Regions from separate parts of the Homo sapiens genome. Here region 1 is linked to region 2. The links are chromatin loops, found by intact Hi-C in ENCODE. Cell type or tissue: HepG2. All regions are shown on one strand. Links, peaks and the distances in the headings refer to the core of each region. The heading gives the core; the rest is flanking DNA. Region 1 has its middle 170 kb from the start of SNORD158. Region 2 has its middle 15 kb from the start of GFRA1.

Region 1 (8,340 bases), core at 112-8,111, 260 kb after region 2:
CTCATGCTGGTCTGGAATCTTCAGGAAATAGATGGGAGGCCAGAAGCGGATGGACGGGCAAAGACTGAAGCAACTCCTACTTTCCAGATGTGCCGCAGGCAGACTCATATCAGATTAACCTCCCCCGCTCCAACCCTGGGTGGAGGACCCGCTGGATATGCTAAGTGGAGGCTGCAGAGATCCAGGGGCCAGGGACACCACCAGTCACTCATTCAAGGGTGCTTTTCCTGAAACTAGTGGAATGGAAAAGTGCTACTAACAATCAGCAAGATCAAAGAAGGAGGTCTGCCCTGTGCAGGTGCTCTTCTGAAGAGCCATCTGTTGGCCCTGGCTTCTCTTATCAAGACACAGCATTCCAACAGAAAGGACTGCAAAGAAGAAATGGAACTTGCAACATGTTTATGATCTAATGCAAACAGCAGGTGGGGTCTGTCAGGAGTTCTGGGAAGCCCTGAGGAGCAGGGGGAAGGACAGGCCAGGCTTCTCGTTTGTCCCCAGACAATGGCAGCTCGGGATGGGGGATAGAGGGTGGGCTTAGCCAACCTTCACGGGTACCAGCCTCAACTTCCCAGTTCTCCCAAATCCTCCTGTGGACAGCAAGCCCTCTAGGGCTTCACTTCTCTCCTTTATAACTCTGCTTATTCCTAGACACCAAGAAATCCACATCAACAAAATTAACGCAATATTCACCCATCCTGGAGTCAGACAGACTGGATTAGAATCTTGACCCAACCAGATATTAACTGAGTGACACTGGGCAGGTTACTTCTCAGGTTCCGTTTCCCTTATCCACCAAAGGACTTGGAAGATGGCAGTCCCTCCACCTTCTGGGGCTGTGGTGAGGAGGTGACATACTCAGCACAGGGTCCGGCACGGAGTAAACCCACCCGTAGTAAGTATCTTTGTCACTGTCATCATTCAAACAGTCATGAACATCTGCAGAGGGCCAGTGCATCAGAGGTGGTTCCTACTCCTGAAGAACTCAACAGAATGAATTAATGATTTACAAAGCAGACAAGAGCACCTTACCGTCATAAAACCCCAGAATGGTGACCAGGCAAGGGGCTCCCCTAATTCAGAAAACCCCAGAATGGTGACCAGGTAAGGGGCTCCCCTAATTCCTGGAGCACAAAGAGCAGATGGAGCCTTTCTATGAGGCCATCTCTGTCTCTCCCCTGCCCTCTCACTGGTCATCCCCCAAGAGTTGAAAACTCGCGGAAGCATCATCTCTACAAATTAAAGTTGCCCAAGTATAATATAAAGTTTCCTGCACATTATAGTCACGGAAGCAGGTCCAAGCCGGACTTCCTTCCTCTTGGAGAAGCATCCAAGAGGGAGGAAGCTTCCCAAAACATCCAGAAGATTCAGCTGCTGAGGATGAGGCTCTTAGGGCAGACAGAGGCAACAGAAAATTCCAGAGGCCTGGTGGGGGTCTGTTAGAGAAGCTGGTTCTCAAACGTGAATGTGCTCAGGAAGCACCTGGAGCTCTTGTTAAAATGCAGCGGCTGATCCAGTAGGTCTGGGGCAGTGCCAGAGAACCTGCATTTCTAACAGACTCCCCTGTGAGGCCAGTACTGCAGCTCTGTGGACCACCCTTTGAGTAGCAAGTGTTTATCTAATCCAGGCCACAAGAGAATCACCTGAGAAACTTTTTTTAACAGGTTTATTGGGGCATAATTTACATATAGTATGTACAAAGAGATATATTATGCCATTCATCCATTTAAAGTTTATGATTCAATAGTTTTTAGTAGATTCACCGTTGTGCAACCATCACCATAACTAATTTTAGAGCCAATCTTTGGTTGGGCCAAGATTCTAATCCAGTCTGTCTGACTACACTGGATGGGTGAATATTGGGTTAATTTTGTTGATGTGGGTTTCTTGGTGTCTGGGAGTGGGCAGAGTTATAAAGGAGAGGTGTGAAGTCCTGTGGGCCTGCTGTCCACAGGGGGATCGGAAGAACTGGGAAGCTGAAGCTGGTACCCATGAAGGTTGGCTAAGCCCCCTCCATGCCCCATCCCCAGCTGCCATTGTCTGGGGACAAATGAGGAGCCTGGCCTGGCCTGCCCCCTACTCATCAGGGCTTCCCAGAACACCTGACAAATCCCACCTGGTGCTTGCATCTACACATCAAGACCCAGAGAATATCAGTACCAGGTGGTGTTTGTCTAGATGATACAAATAGTCTTACATTCAGAGCAATTTCATGTGCTAAGCCACTGCCACAGCCATCCCCTGGTGCACCCCCAAAATAAAACTACTCTTTTTGTTCAAACACCTCCTTCCAATTTTCTTTCAGGCCTTGGTAGTCACTAATCTACGTTCTGTCTCTACAGATTTTCCTCTTCTGGACACTTCACATAAATGAGTAATATAATATGTGTCCTTTCTGTTTTGCTTCTTTCACTTAGCATGTTTTCAAAGATGCATCCATATTATAGCATGGATCAGTACTGCGACCATCTTTATTGCTAAAGAATAGTTGGATGTACCACATGTGGATATACCACGTTTTACTTATCCCTTCATCAGTTGATGGACATTTGTGTTGTTTACACACATGCGCGCACACACACGCACACACACACAGAGCACATGTGATTTTGGAGGCTTTGCAAGTTTAAAATCTGCAGAGTAGGCCAGCAGGCCAGAGTCCTAGGGAAGAGTTTCAATTTCAGTCCAAAGGCCATCTGCTTATACGTTAATTTTGGCTTGAAGAAGTCAGTCTTATTCTATTAAGTACTTCAACTGATTAGACGAGGCCCACCCACATTATGGAGAGTAATCTGCTTTACTCAAAGGCCACCAATTAAATTAGTATCATCCAAACAACACCTTCACAGAGACATCTAGATTAGTGTTTGACCAAACATCTGGGCACTGTGGCCCAGACAAGCTGACACATGAAATTAACCAATACAGGTCACTTACTGATTACGAAGCAACAACAATGAACCCCTTACTGTGAACTGCCCCAGGCACTGGGGATATTGAAATGGAGACATGGCCCCTACCCTCAGGAAGGTCATAGTGTAAAATGGGGACACTGACAGTGCCCACCTCACTGGCAGACCATGAGGAATAAATGGAAAAATAATGCATGCGTGGCAACCAGCATCATGCCTGGCATCAGTAGGTGTCCAGAGCAGCATCTATACATCAGGACCCAAAGAATATCAGTACCAGGTGGTATTCTCTTAGGTGATACAAATAGTCCTACATTCAGAGCAATTTCATACACTAAGCCACTGCCACAGCCATTCTCTGGTGCAGTGTAAGACATGCTCACCCAAGAGAGATTTACTGCCATAAAAAATATTGCCCTGCTGGCCAGGAAAGCCGCAGTGCCTGCTGTACCCGTTGGGGGCCCGCTGCCCATGGCCACACACACCAATCTAAGCAGGATTATTAAAGCATAAATCCCTATCGCTTGTCTCCCTCTCATTGGGCCGAAGCATCACCATGTTCATTAACGGGAAATGTGAGGTTATATAATGTAATTTTTATAACTCTCCAAGGATAGTGCAGCTCATACATTAGGCTGAGATTTCAACCTTTAAAGATAAGGGGAATGTCATTTTTATTAAAAAAGACCACAAAGCATAATGAGAATTATTACCCCAAATAGCCAAAATAACCCAGAATCCATAGAAAGGAGTGCTGATAATTCTAATATTGTGGTCTCTGAAGCAGGCGTGCAAATTAAGCAGCTCAAGGGCATTTGCCAGGGATGCCCAAACAGCACCCAGCCCCACACAGAGACAGAGGGAGGTATGGCACCATGAATCCTGACACCTGCTGGCCAGAGACTGCCCAGACTCCATCTGCATTCCCTGCCTGGGCTGGGGAGGGGTAAATCCTGTGGCTGCCCTGGCTACCCTCACCCTGGAAGACCTGGGCTGGCACCAAGGAACACTCAGCATGAGAAACCCAGGTGGCTCAGGTGAGAAGGCCAGGCCTCTGTAACTGCTCTAGACCTCCAAATTTGGGTGCTGGACTTCTCTCCCTCCCCCAGACACTCCTCTCAGCCCTCTGTGAGCTGCCAGAGACAATCATAGTGCTCCAGGGTCAGAAGAAAGTGCTCTAGGGTCTGAAGCCACTTCATAGACCTGGACTCTGAAGCATCAACCAAAGTCAGCAGCACTTGCCCCATATTTAAGGGATCCCAGAACAGGTTTACAGGGGCTGGGTGCAGTGGCTCATACCTGGAATTCCAGTGCTTTGGGAGGCCAAGGTGAGAGTATCGCTGGGGGCCAAGGCGAGAGTATCGCTTGAGACCAGGAGTTCAAGACCAGCCTGGGCAATATAGTGAGACCCAATTTCTACAAAAAATTTTTAAAATTAGCCAGATGTGTTGGTGTGTGCCTGTAGTCTCAGCTACTCAGGAGGCTGAGGTGAGAGGATTGCTTGAGTCCAGTAGTTCAAGGCTGCAGTGAGCTATGATCATGCCACTGCACTCCAACCTGGGCAACAGAGCAAGACCCTGCCTCTCTAAAAAAGAAAAGAAATGAAATGAAATAGGTTTCATAGCACATTAGCTGTGTAGAGAACTGGCCACGGGTGGCCGAGATGTTCTTGACTACAGAGTTTCAAGAGATTTGAGAAAACACTGAAGAGTCCAAAGTTTTGACCTGAGAATGCAAATTGCTGGTTTCCCTAGTAAACCCAGTCTCCCTAGGCCCGCATATGGCTGCATGCCCCGCCATGCTCAGGATGTAAGTCTTCCTACGTGGGCGGCTTCCCTCATTGACTCTTCCTGTCTCCTGACCTCCATCCTGCAAACATGGACTGGGAACTTCTAAACTGCAGTCTGGTTATTCACTCACCCATCCCTTTGCTCCAGGTACTCCTTGGTCCTCTGCCTAACTGTCTTTGAAGATGTCCTACTCTGCGGGTGAAATCTCTTCCTGGCTGGTTCCCACCACCTGCCCTTCCCCTTCTCTATGCTTTCCTGCAGCTCTGCCTTGGGGGTGAGGTTGCTGTTGCTGCCCATGGCTTGGCCCCTTGGCCAGATGTTGAGGGCAGACACACAGTACCCAGACCAGTGCCCAGCATCATGGAGAAGGTCTCAGTCACTCCTTCAGAATCCATCGCAGTTGCACAAATAGGAAGTGAGGAAGCAAGCCAAGCTCCTTCAAATTCATTTTCCCACATGTCCAATTATGCTGGAGACAGTAACCACCCATCTACTCTATAGCTCAGGGAGAAGTTCAAGGCCCAAAGAGAAGAAGAAGGGATGAAAATCTGAAGACACAGAGGCCCAGTTCAGAGTGCACCCCCAGCCCCTCACCCTCACCACCAAGAGTTGCTCAGGCAGGAAGTTCTGCTTCAGCTAATCTCAATCTTTCTTGTTGCAGTTTAAGCCAATTTCTTGGGCAGCATGATGCACTTTTCATCAAGGACACAGGGGTGGCAATTATCTTTGAGAGTGGCTATTACAGGCAGGCTTAGCGGATGACAGCCTTTTAAGTTTTCAGAAGTGTGTGTGTATTTATTCTCTGCCATATGGACTTCCTGCTTTGTTGTTCTGCATATTTAGAAACTCATCTTCTAGCTTATCTATTTGAAATACAGGTAATTCATTGGAACAGTCAGGACATCAAATAAAACCATGTTTGCAGTTTCTGATCAATACCCCAGCAAGGGAAGTACTTAAGCAAAGAAGGCTTACGCTCCAACCTCAGAGCAAGCCTTGCTCAAGAATGTTCCAAAGCTTCACTTCTCTAACTCCCTAAAATCCTGAACTCCTGGAGATTTCTGATGAAACACAGAAACAGGTGTTTATAATCAGGTTGTTTTAACCTTAAAAGTATGTTTTCTTTTTTAAAAAAATTGTGCAGTTTTACAGATGTTTGTAATCAGGTATCCTAAGCTGGAAAACATGTTTCCTTAAGACAGTATGTGCAATTTAGATCATATCCTCTTACGTACAATTTAAAAAGTCATCCTTAGAGAATGATTGTAGCTGGGATTTTGGTAGCTCCTTTCTCATAAAGAGCTCCAGGCCCTTGAACCTAGACCTTGTGGAAATAAATATTGAAGGAGATGCTGGTATTATGTTATCTTTACAAAACACCCATTGTGAAACCAAGTGTTAAAAAAAGTAATCAAATCCTTAACACAGATCTGGATGGAGTACTGAAACTTTAATTAGAAGTGTCTCCTCCACCCCTCATTTAGTACAGGAGGCATTTTTCTGTCTGTGTGGTCTGATTTGGGATGACATTAACTTTTTATAAAATGTGCATATGGGAATGTCTTCCCTTCCCATAACCTTCCAGTTTTCATTAATGTTGGGTATGAGTAAAATACTTAAGTTTTAAAATACCCCTTTGAGGAAGGAGGACAGACAGCTCTTTGCTGATCTGTATCAAATCTTTGCTTACAATTAAAAACAAGGAACATGTAGACATTTCAAAACAAGTTGTGGGGGTTTGCCAAGGCAGACTTTCAATCTCCAGATGCTAGATCCAATAGGCCCTCACAACGAGGTGCTCTGCTACAAACCATGGGACCCCAGTAGGACTGATGACATCCTTATAAGGGAAGGTCTTCTTAGGGTCATGGAGAAGTGCTGTGGGTCATGGAGAAATGACCTGAGTCACTATGGTGGCAGGGGAGAGGCTGGGGAGTGGCTTTTGAACCCCAGTTCTGGGACTTGTGGATCACAAAATGTTGCCTAAGTGAAGAGCCAGAAACACAGGTATCTGCAGCTTCTGTGAATAACCGACCCATTCTCCTAATGGTTCCATGGGAACAAAATGCCCATGGAACAGTGGCAGAAAGAAAACTAATTCTGAGCAGGAAACCAGTGAGAATCTCAAAGAGTTGAGGGAAAGAACAGAAATTGGTTATTTTCCTAATGGGGCAAGAAAGTATTTTTCATCCAGTTATGATTGATAAAACAGACAACCTAATTGTTATTAAAAATCAAAGGATTCGTTGGCCTCTGGAAAGGCACAATTGCCATGTTTCAGATCTGAACAAAAGGGTTTGGTCTTCATCATTTCAACTGACATGTGATTAACTTTAGTGACAATTTTTAAAAAAATATGTATACTGTCCGGATTTTCCTTTTAATTTTCAATGCTTTTTCTATCCTCAGAATGAGCACAAAATCAAGAGATATTAGAATCAAAAATTCACTACAAAACCCCTTGAAAAACTGAATGCATTTAATTTTTGTCAACTCTCTAATAACTAAATCTATTTGCTAATACAAACAGAAAAATATTAAAATAAAAATCATTATATACCAAAAGATTCCATTATTTTCTCTCAGCCTCACCCCCTTTCCATTCTACTTTATTGTCTTTATTATAATAAGCACCGGAAGATAGAAGATGCGAAAGCAAGAAACCCTGGTTCCAGGGAGGCAATTGCATTTCCAAGCACAAGAATTGATCATCTACTTTTCCTATTCATGCTGTTCAAACTCATATTAGTCTTTCTAATTTTAACAGCAAAAGTCAGCTTGGAAAGAATGATTTTGTGCATATTTTCACAAGATGTTAACAATTCCAACAGTGAGGAGTCAATAGTTCCAGCATACATCATAATCATCAAGACTGCATTAAGATGAGATAATTATGAATGGAAAAAATATATATTATTTGTGTCTAATAGCATCTCTGAATGATGAGAATAGGGCCTTGCTCGTGAGAACACATGTTTGGTAATGGAGCTCTCATTTTGGAGATTAATTGTTCAGTGACAGCTGTCTGAGACACAGTCTCTTATCACTGATGGAAAATGGCCCCTCCGAGTCTGTCCTTCTGGAGTCCTAGGCTGGGTTGACAGTATAGGAGAAGTAAAAAGCTCAGGGCTGTGGTTTTGTAAGGGTGTTTGGTCATGGTTCTGCCTCAAATAGATCAATCCTTCTAAAGAAATTCAATCTCCCACCAGACATAGGGCTGTGATCCCCCAAAGGGTGCTTTGTATCCTAAAGGTGGCAGGCAAGTTCATTTTAGGTGAGATAGATGTGTAATTTATTTTAATCACTATGTAGTTACTTTCTTGTGTATTATTCAAAATATTATTAGCACATCCAAATGTAATTTCAGAGGTAGGATTACTTAGAATGAAGCAAAGTAACAGAAGTCAGTGTATTTAGGTACATGGAAAGAATAACAATAAGTACAGTTGCCCTTGGTATACGTGGGGTATTGGTTCCAGGTCCCACATGAATACCCAAATCTGTGCGTACTCAAGTCCTGCAGTCAGCCCTGTGGAGCCCGCATATGCAAAAGTTGGCCTTCAGTATATATGGATTTTGCCTTGCCTGATTATTGTATTTGAAAAAAAATCCATGCATAAGTGGACCTGTGCAGTTGAAAC
Region 2 (8,340 bases), core at 154-8,153:
TACATTTTCAGGTTTCCAGGATCCGTGCTGTTACCTCCCCTAAATTGGGCAACTCCTATACATGATTTGAGACTCAGTTTCAAGGTCAACTTCTCAGAGAGACTTTCCCTGACTCTTAGACCATCATTTATCAAAGTCTGGCTCATGACCCACCTGTATAAGATTCACCTGGGTTATTGGTAAAAGTGCAGATTCCTCAGCAAAAGAAACTGACATCAGAGTGAACAGACAACCTACAGAATGGGAGAAAATATTTGCAATGTATCAATCTGACAAAGGTCTGATGGACGGGTGCGGTGGCTCATGCTTGTAATCCCAGCACTTTGGGAGGCCGAGGCAGGTGGATCACAAGGTCAGGAGATTGAGACCATCTTGGCTAACATGGTGAAACCTTGTCTCTCTGAAAATACAAAACGTTAGCTGGGCATGGTGGCAGACGCCGGTAGTCCCAAGTACTCGGGGGGCTGAGGCAGGAGAATGGCGTGAACCCGGGAGGCAGAGTTTGCAGTGAGCCAAGGTCATGCCACTGCACTCCAGCCTGGGTGACAGAGCCAGACTCCATCTCAAAAAAAAGAAAAAGAATAAGTCTGATATCCAGAATTTACAAGGAACTTAAACAAATTTACAAGAAAAAAAACAAACAACCCCATTAAAAAGTGGGGAAAGAACATGAACAGGCACTTCTTGAAAGAAGACATTTATACACCCAACAAACATATGAACAAAAACTCAACATCACTGATCATTAGAGAAATGTAAATCAAAACCACAATGAGATACCATCTCACACCTGTCAGAATGGCAATTATAAAAAGTCAAGAAACAACAGATGCTGGCGAGGCTGTGGAGAAATAGGAACACTTTTACACCGTTGGTGGGAATGTAAATTAGTTCAACCATTGTAGAAGACAGTGTGGTTCATTCCTCAAAGACCTAGAACCAGAAACACCATTTGACCCAGCAATTCCATTACTGGGTATATACCCAAAGGAATATAAATCATCCTACCATAAAGACACATGCATGCATACGTTTATTGCAACACTATTCACAATAGCAAAGACATAGAATGAACCTAAATGCCCATCAATGATAGACTGGATAAAGAAAATGTGGTACATATACACCATGAAATACTATGCGGCCATAAAAAAGAATGAGATCATGCCCTTTACAGGGACATGGATGGAGCTGGAGGCCATTATCCTGCAAATTAACACAGGAACAGAAAACCAAATGCCGCATGTTCTCACTTATAAGTGGGAGCTAAATGATGAGAACATACGGACACAAAGAGGGGAACAACACACAATGGGGCCTGAGGAGCGGGGTTGCGGGGGTAGGGAAAGCATCAGGATAAATAGCTAATGCATAGTAGGCTTAATACCTAAGTGATGGGTTGATAGGTGCCACAAACCACCATGGCACATGTTTATCTATGCAACAAACCTGCACATCCTGCACATGTAACCCAGAACTTAAAATAAAATTAAAGAAATTCCTAAAAAAGAAAAACAAAGTGTAGATTCCTACTTGAACTGGTATTTCTACACCCATGTTCATAGCAACTTTATTCACAGCAGTGCACATCAAGAGATGAATGGATAAAACTTGGCATATACATACAATTGAATATTATCCAGCCTTAAAAAGGGAGGAAATTCTGATACTTGCTACAACCTGGCTGAACCTTGAGACATTATGCTGCTAGCAGGCATGAAAATGGGGAGTTTTATAGTGTTTCAGATTCAGAAGAAATTTCAGAAGATCTAGAAAAAGGTTCTAGAGATGGATGAACATTGAGACATTATGCTGCTGGCAGGCATGGAAATGGGGAGTTTTATGGTGTTTCAGATTCCGAAGAAGTTTCAGAAGATCTAGAAAAAGGTTCCAGAGCTGGATGAAGGTTGAGACATTATGCTGCTGGCAGGCGTGGAAATGGGGAGTTTTATGGTGTTTCAGATTCAGAAGAAGTTTCAGAAGATCTAGAAGAAGGTTCTAGAGATGGTTGGTGCTGATGGCTGCACAACAATGTGAGTGTACTTAATGCTGTTGAATTGCACACTTAAAAATGTCTACAGGGTAAATTTTTTGTTATCTATACTTTACCATAATTTTGAAAAGTACAGATTCCTGGCCACCCAAGCCTAGGTAATCAGAAAACAGAGAGAGAGAGAGAGAGAGAGAGAAAGAGAGAGAAGGAGACAGGGAAGCAGGAAGGGAGAGGGAGAGAGGGCAGAAGGCAGGAGAGAGAAAAGGAAGGGAGGGAGGGAGAGAGAGAGGAAGGGAGAGAGAGTCGGGAGGAGGAAGGGAGAGGGAGACAGAGAAGGAAGGAGGAAGGGAGAGAGAGGGAGAGAGAGAAGGAAGGAGGAAGGCAGAGGGAGAGAGAAGAAAGGAGGAAGAGAGAGAGGGAGACAGAGAAGGAAGGAGGAAGGGAGAGAGAGGGAGAAAAAGAAGGAAGGAGGAAGGGAGAGAGGGACAGAGAGAAGGAAGGAGGAAGGGAGAGAGAGACAGAGAAATGGAACAGGTAGGGATGCAGCTGGAACCTGCAAGCTCTCCGAATGACTCTAATATAAAAATGTGAGGACATTGATACATACCACATTAGATCCCCACTGCTTTATACCTTCACAGCAATCTATACGTTTACTTTGTAACCATGCTTGTAATTCAACTGTAAATTCCATGAGGGCAGGGGCTCTGGCTGCCTTGTCCAGCATTTCATACCCAATGTTTAGTACAATACCTGGGTCAGGGTGGTGCTTTTTTTTTTTTTTTTTTTTTTTTTTTTTTGAGACAGAATCTCGCTCTTTCGCCCAGGCCAGAGTGCAGTGGCGCTATCTCGGCTCACTGCAAGCTCCACCTCCCGGGTTCACGCCATTTTCCTGCCTCAGCCTCCCGAGTAGCTGGGACTAACAGGCGCCCGCCACCGCGCCCGGCTAATTTTTTGTATTTTTTTAGTAGAGACGGGGTTTCACCGTGTTAGCCAGGATGCTCTCGATCTCCTGACCTCGTGAGCCGCCTGCCTCGGCCTCCCAAAGCGCTGGGATTACAGGCGTGAGCCACCGCGCCCGGCCAGGGTGGTGCTTTTTATATATTTTTTGAATTATTTAATTTGAACATAAATCTCATATTTTTGTTTACAAAATAAATAATTGTCTTGAATGCTTGATATGAAGACTTGAGACACTGCACACAAAAGACCTGCCACTGTGCCTGACTCATAGTAAGTGTTTAATCACTAGAAGCTTGACTATTATTAGTAGTAGGAGGAGGAATAAAATTATTTACAGTTTAGACTAGGAGTTACAGACATAGTTGCCTACAGGCTCCAAGCAGGTTATGTAATTGCATTCAGCATGCTGGTTTTATATTATCCAATATGAAGTGGTGGGAACTGTGGTGGACTAAACTTTTATTCATCATATAAAGTAGATCACCACTACTTAGCCTATCAGTACTATATGAGTACTCGGGTCCCGAGTTACCAGATCTTTTGATTTTTCAAGAGAAGCTGGAAATATGAATTTTCATCAAAAAATTTCCAGTGTGTAAATTGCCTTTAAAGAGAACTATGTAAGCTATTTAAAGGTTTTAAAAGCTCTGTGCAAACCAAACAAAACACATTTGTCCATGGGCTGAGAGTTTGTAGCCTCTCATTCATCCCAAGGCTCAGAACTTTCCAGGTTCCTGGGATAGACTCTCCTTCTACCAAAAATGGAATTGAAATGTCTAACTTGATTGAACTCATTGCACTTCTGAGTTTGAGAGACCATCTAGTTCAAACCAATCAGAACAATAGGGTGATAATGGTGTCCTTACAATTGATCTGTCAAGAAGCTCAGGGTGATGGGGGTGGGGGCCCAGGACAGATGTCTGTGGATGCTCACAGCTGCGCTGACATTGCCACCAGCCTGAAAGGTGGGACAGTAGTGGAGGATCATGTTGTATGCTCTTGTTTAATTGTGTTCCACTAGATTTCTTGGTGTGCTACTTACTGCCTTTGCAATTAGGTTATTTATCTATACCTAGGAGGACAGAATTCTTTCCAGCAGCTAGGGGGCTCTAGCAGTCCATCTTTCAGACACAAATTTGCTAGAATTTGCAAGTCTAAATATGAATGACTCTTTTCATAGTTATCTCTAAATATTACTAGATTAACATAATCTAAACATTTTAAAAATTCATATGCAAAATTACTGATATTCTTGGTCAAAAATTATTCTCTTATTTCACCTTTTTTCTCCTTTTCATTAAAAGTTCTTTTCCATATAAAATTAAGCTTCTTGATTTTATGTTCAAAGTGTTCTAAAAATCTAAATTAGAAAGTAAATTTCTACTCATGGGGGAAATTATTGACATGCCTTGTAATCATACTAAGCATTTAGGTTGGTATATATATTCCACCTCCCAGGCTCAAGGGATTCTCCTGCCTCAGCCTCCCGAGTAACTGGGATTAGAGGCACCTGCCACCACAACTGGCCTATTTTTGTATTTTTAGTAGAGACGGGGTTTCACCATGTTAGCCAGGCTGGTCTTGAACTCCTGACCTCAAATGTGCCTTGGCCTCCCAAAGTGCTAGAATTAAAGGCATAAGCCACCACGCCCAGCTAGGTTGATATAGTTTAGCCCAATATTTATCTAGCACATCTAGGGTAAAACTGTTCATTGATACTAATATGATAACTAGCAAAATAAATTCTTGCTCCATAAAAATTATATAATTTGACCACTTAAAAACCAGAACAATGTTTCAGCTTTTTGGGATGCTCAACAGAAGGTTTAAGTGGAGCATCTGAAGTTGTATCTGCTTGCCACGCCTGCTATTTTTTCTGACATTTCCACTGTCAAGACATTTAAAAGTAATAATTTCGCTTTAATTCCCAGTTTCTCTTTCTTGTGCCCTGCATTCTGCTCTAGGATATGTTTTGAAAGCACTTAGAGGAACTTAATGGACAGATTTAGCAAAATCTTCATCCTGTTTTCACAGCTCAGTCGCATACAAAGGACTGAATAAACTCTTTCCTCCTCGCGCCTTCATCTCTTAAAAGTATTGATTGTGGTCAAGGGGAGAGGCAGAGGGAGGGAGATTTCTCTTGTGTCAAAGCTACACCAAAAAAAAAAAAAATTGTGTTGTTGTTGAATTGGTTCTTTTCAGCTGCTAAATGCCCACTTCCGGTTTCTTATCAGCCACTTTGGTGTAGGATTGGAAATAACGTTACTTAAACAAGTACCCGCCCGTATTTTCAGTTTCTTGAATATCTCAAACATCACCATTTCCCAAGTATACTGACTTCAGGAAAATAGAAAAGGGATTTTATTCCAAACCCTTTTTTCCAATTTGCAAACCCAAGAGAGTTCAAGGGAAATGCAATCCACATGTTTCTGACCATTTCTACGCAAATATCTAAAGTTTTTTTTTTTTTAATGAAAGTGATTTGATGTCTACAAAGCTTTTAAAATAAATCTTGGTTATCCCGCCATTTTTCTCTAAGAAAGAAGTTTCTTTGGATAAGATTAAGTTAATATGAATCTCTTAAAATCTGACTTTGTCTTTAAATTAAAAAATCATGGCCGGGCGCAGTGGCTCACGCCTATAATCCCAGCACTTTGGGAGGCCCAGATGGAAGGATCACGAGGTCAAGAGATTGAGATCATCCTAGCCAACATGGTGAAGCCCCACATCTACTAAAACTATAAAAAATTAGCTGGGCTTGGTGGTGCGTGCCTGTAGTCCCAGCTAACTTGGGAGGCTGAGGTAGGAGGATCATTTGAACCTAGGAGGCGGAGGTTGCAGTGAGCCAAGATCGTGCCACTGCACTCCAGCCTGGAGACAGAGAGAGACTCTGTCTCAAAAATAAATAAATAAATACATAAATTAATAAAATTTAAAAAAACTCATTTCAGTAAGGGTGGGTTCTAAACTCACTTCTAAATGTATCATGTTATCTAGCCCCTCATCTATTTTTATCATTTCCTTTATTACATTCTTTCAAGTCCTTTTTATATAGTAAATCATTCATTCATTCAACAGATACAAATGCCTATCTGTCCCAGGCTGTGCTAGGTTCTGGGGATACAACAAGAACATGGTAGACATGCTCCCTGCCTTCATGGCACATTGAGTCCAGCAGAGAAGAAAGAGATTGAACAAGGGTTTGCACATCTGATGAGAGAATGCCAGGATAATAGAGAAGGCTTTCCAAAGGAAGCATCTTGCATGCAGCAATCCTCACCCAAGCAAAACGGGGACCATGTCAAAAGCGAGACCAAGGGAACAGCAGGTGCAAAGCTCTGGGGTGGAACACAAAGAAGGTCTATAGGGCTGGAGCTTAAGAAAGTGAGCACGGAGGGGTGCAGGATGAGGCTGGGGAAGACCATGCAAGACCCTGTTTGCCCATCTGCCTCTTAGAATTCATAGCACACTCAAGGCCACTAACAGGGACAAAACAGGATCTTCCTAGCCTGACACACCTCCAGACTAGCCCTCCGTGAGCATTTCACCCAAACACAGAGTCTGTACTATGTTAATGTACATCCCCAAATCACCAGCAAGGCAAAGCAGTCTCCTCCTCTGAGATTCTTTTAATTATATGGGGATATAGAGATAGATCTTTATTATATATACATATCTATGCATAGATGCATATCTTAGGTTGGTGCAAAAGTAATTAACCTCAGTTAATTGTGCACCAAGCTAAGCTAATATGTGGCTATGAATGTGCGTGCGCATCTTTTGCATTTTCTACCTTTCAGGCTGAGCCCTCCTTCCTCGCCATGGCCATTACTTTGGCTCAGGCTTCCTTTTCTTCCCTCCGCCAGATGTTGAAATGGCCTCTCAGTCTTCCTGCCTCCAGTCTCTCACCTCTCCAATCTCCAAGCTGTGTGCCTCATTTCATAATGCCACTTCCCTCTTAGAAATTCCTGAGAAGTCCTGTGTGAACCTCTGATGAATCTGCTTTGCCCGGAGTACAGAATCTGGAGTAGTTTCTGGCCCAAACCAACCTCAGTGGCCTACCTCCCACCCCTCCTCTCTCCACCTTTCCCCACCTCCCCAACCCTGTACTGCAGCCCCCCCAGCCACATGGACTTTCCTCGCTTCATCTGATGGAGGATGTCTGGTTCTATGCTGTGAAACATTGGTTGCATGAGATATTAATGGTAGTTAGGCCAACCCCCCATAGTCAAATGTGTTGGGAAAATATAATAAAGTTGAATTGTGTCACCCCTAATGTATATGTTGAAATCTTAACCCCCAGTAGCTCAGAATGTGACCTTATTCAGAAATGAGTCTTTACAGAGGTCATCAAGTTAAAATGAGGTAATTAGGGTGGGCCCAGGTCCAATGCCACTGGTGTTCTTATAAAAAGGAAAAGTGGGACACCGACACACACACACACACACACACACACACACACACACACACACACACACAGAAAAGCCCAGGTAAACATGAAGGCACAGATCAGAGCAATCATCTACAAACCAAGAACACCAAAGATTGCCAGCAATCCGCCAGGAGAGAGGCATGGAACAGATTCTCCCTTACAGCCCTCAGGAGAAACCAACCCTGCCAACACTGGCCTCCAGAACTGGAACAGTAAATTTCTGTTGTTTAAACCACCTAGTTTATGGCACTTTGCTATGGCAGCCCTGGGAAACGAATACAAAGTTCAACACCTTATTTCAGTGCAAGACTTTTCAGAGTGTGTACTAAGCTCATGTGCCCTAAATCTCCAAGACGGGACAGAGCATCCCAAGCCTACTTGACAACAACATCCCCTCCCCACTTGCATCTCACAAGGATTATTATTCTAAAGAACAGACTTTGGGAAGTACTGACCCAGGATTCTGAACTCAGCTAAGGGTTAAGGACTAGAATATGCAGGGAGGGAATGAGTAAACAGGTTCACCCTAAGTTGTGAATAAGTGACAGCCATTTAACCTTCCTGGGACATTCTCCTCCACAAAGCGAATCTATAATGGGTAGATTTTAGGCCCTGTGGAAAGGTGAGTGAAGAATTCCCAGCAAAGACAGTGTTAGCATCTGAGGCAGTAAGACGTTCCACTCTTTTATCTCTAAGTATCACCATGACTGGGCATCAGTTTTATAATTTGCAGGACCCAGTGCAAAGTGAAAATGCAGGACCCTTTGTTCATAGCTTATTAAGGATTTCAAAATGGTGACAGCAGGGCATGAAACCAAGCTCAGGGACCTTCTAAGCGTGGGATGCTGTGTGACTGCACAGATCTCACGGGTATAAAGCCAGCTACACCCTGGTCAGTCCAACATAATCCTTTACAATCGTACACCGCTGTCTGTTTATTTTATGAACTATA

The links. Peaks named below come from ENCODE experiments on the same cell type or tissue, not always from the same donor. Only the 100,000 strongest peaks of a DNase experiment are listed, where the experiment ranks them.
Region 1: a loop joins it to region 2, with 36 times the contacts of the local background. A loop is called at or near these places in 2 of 110 quality-filtered maps.

What each region holds. Positions count from the first base shown.
Region 1 is chr10:116,021,974-116,030,313 of GRCh38, reverse strand. No RefSeq gene overlaps it. Among named protein-coding and RNA genes, the nearest start is that of SNORD158, 170 kb to the left of the region's middle. In HepG2, for the core only: a CTCF peak has its summit at 3,788 (motif pointing left); no DNase peak of the experiment used is centred there.
Region 2 is chr10:116,283,813-116,292,152 of GRCh38, reverse strand. No RefSeq gene overlaps it. Among named protein-coding and RNA genes, the nearest start is that of GFRA1, 15 kb to the right of the region's middle. In HepG2, for the core only: a CTCF peak has its summit at 4,058; no DNase peak of the experiment used is centred there.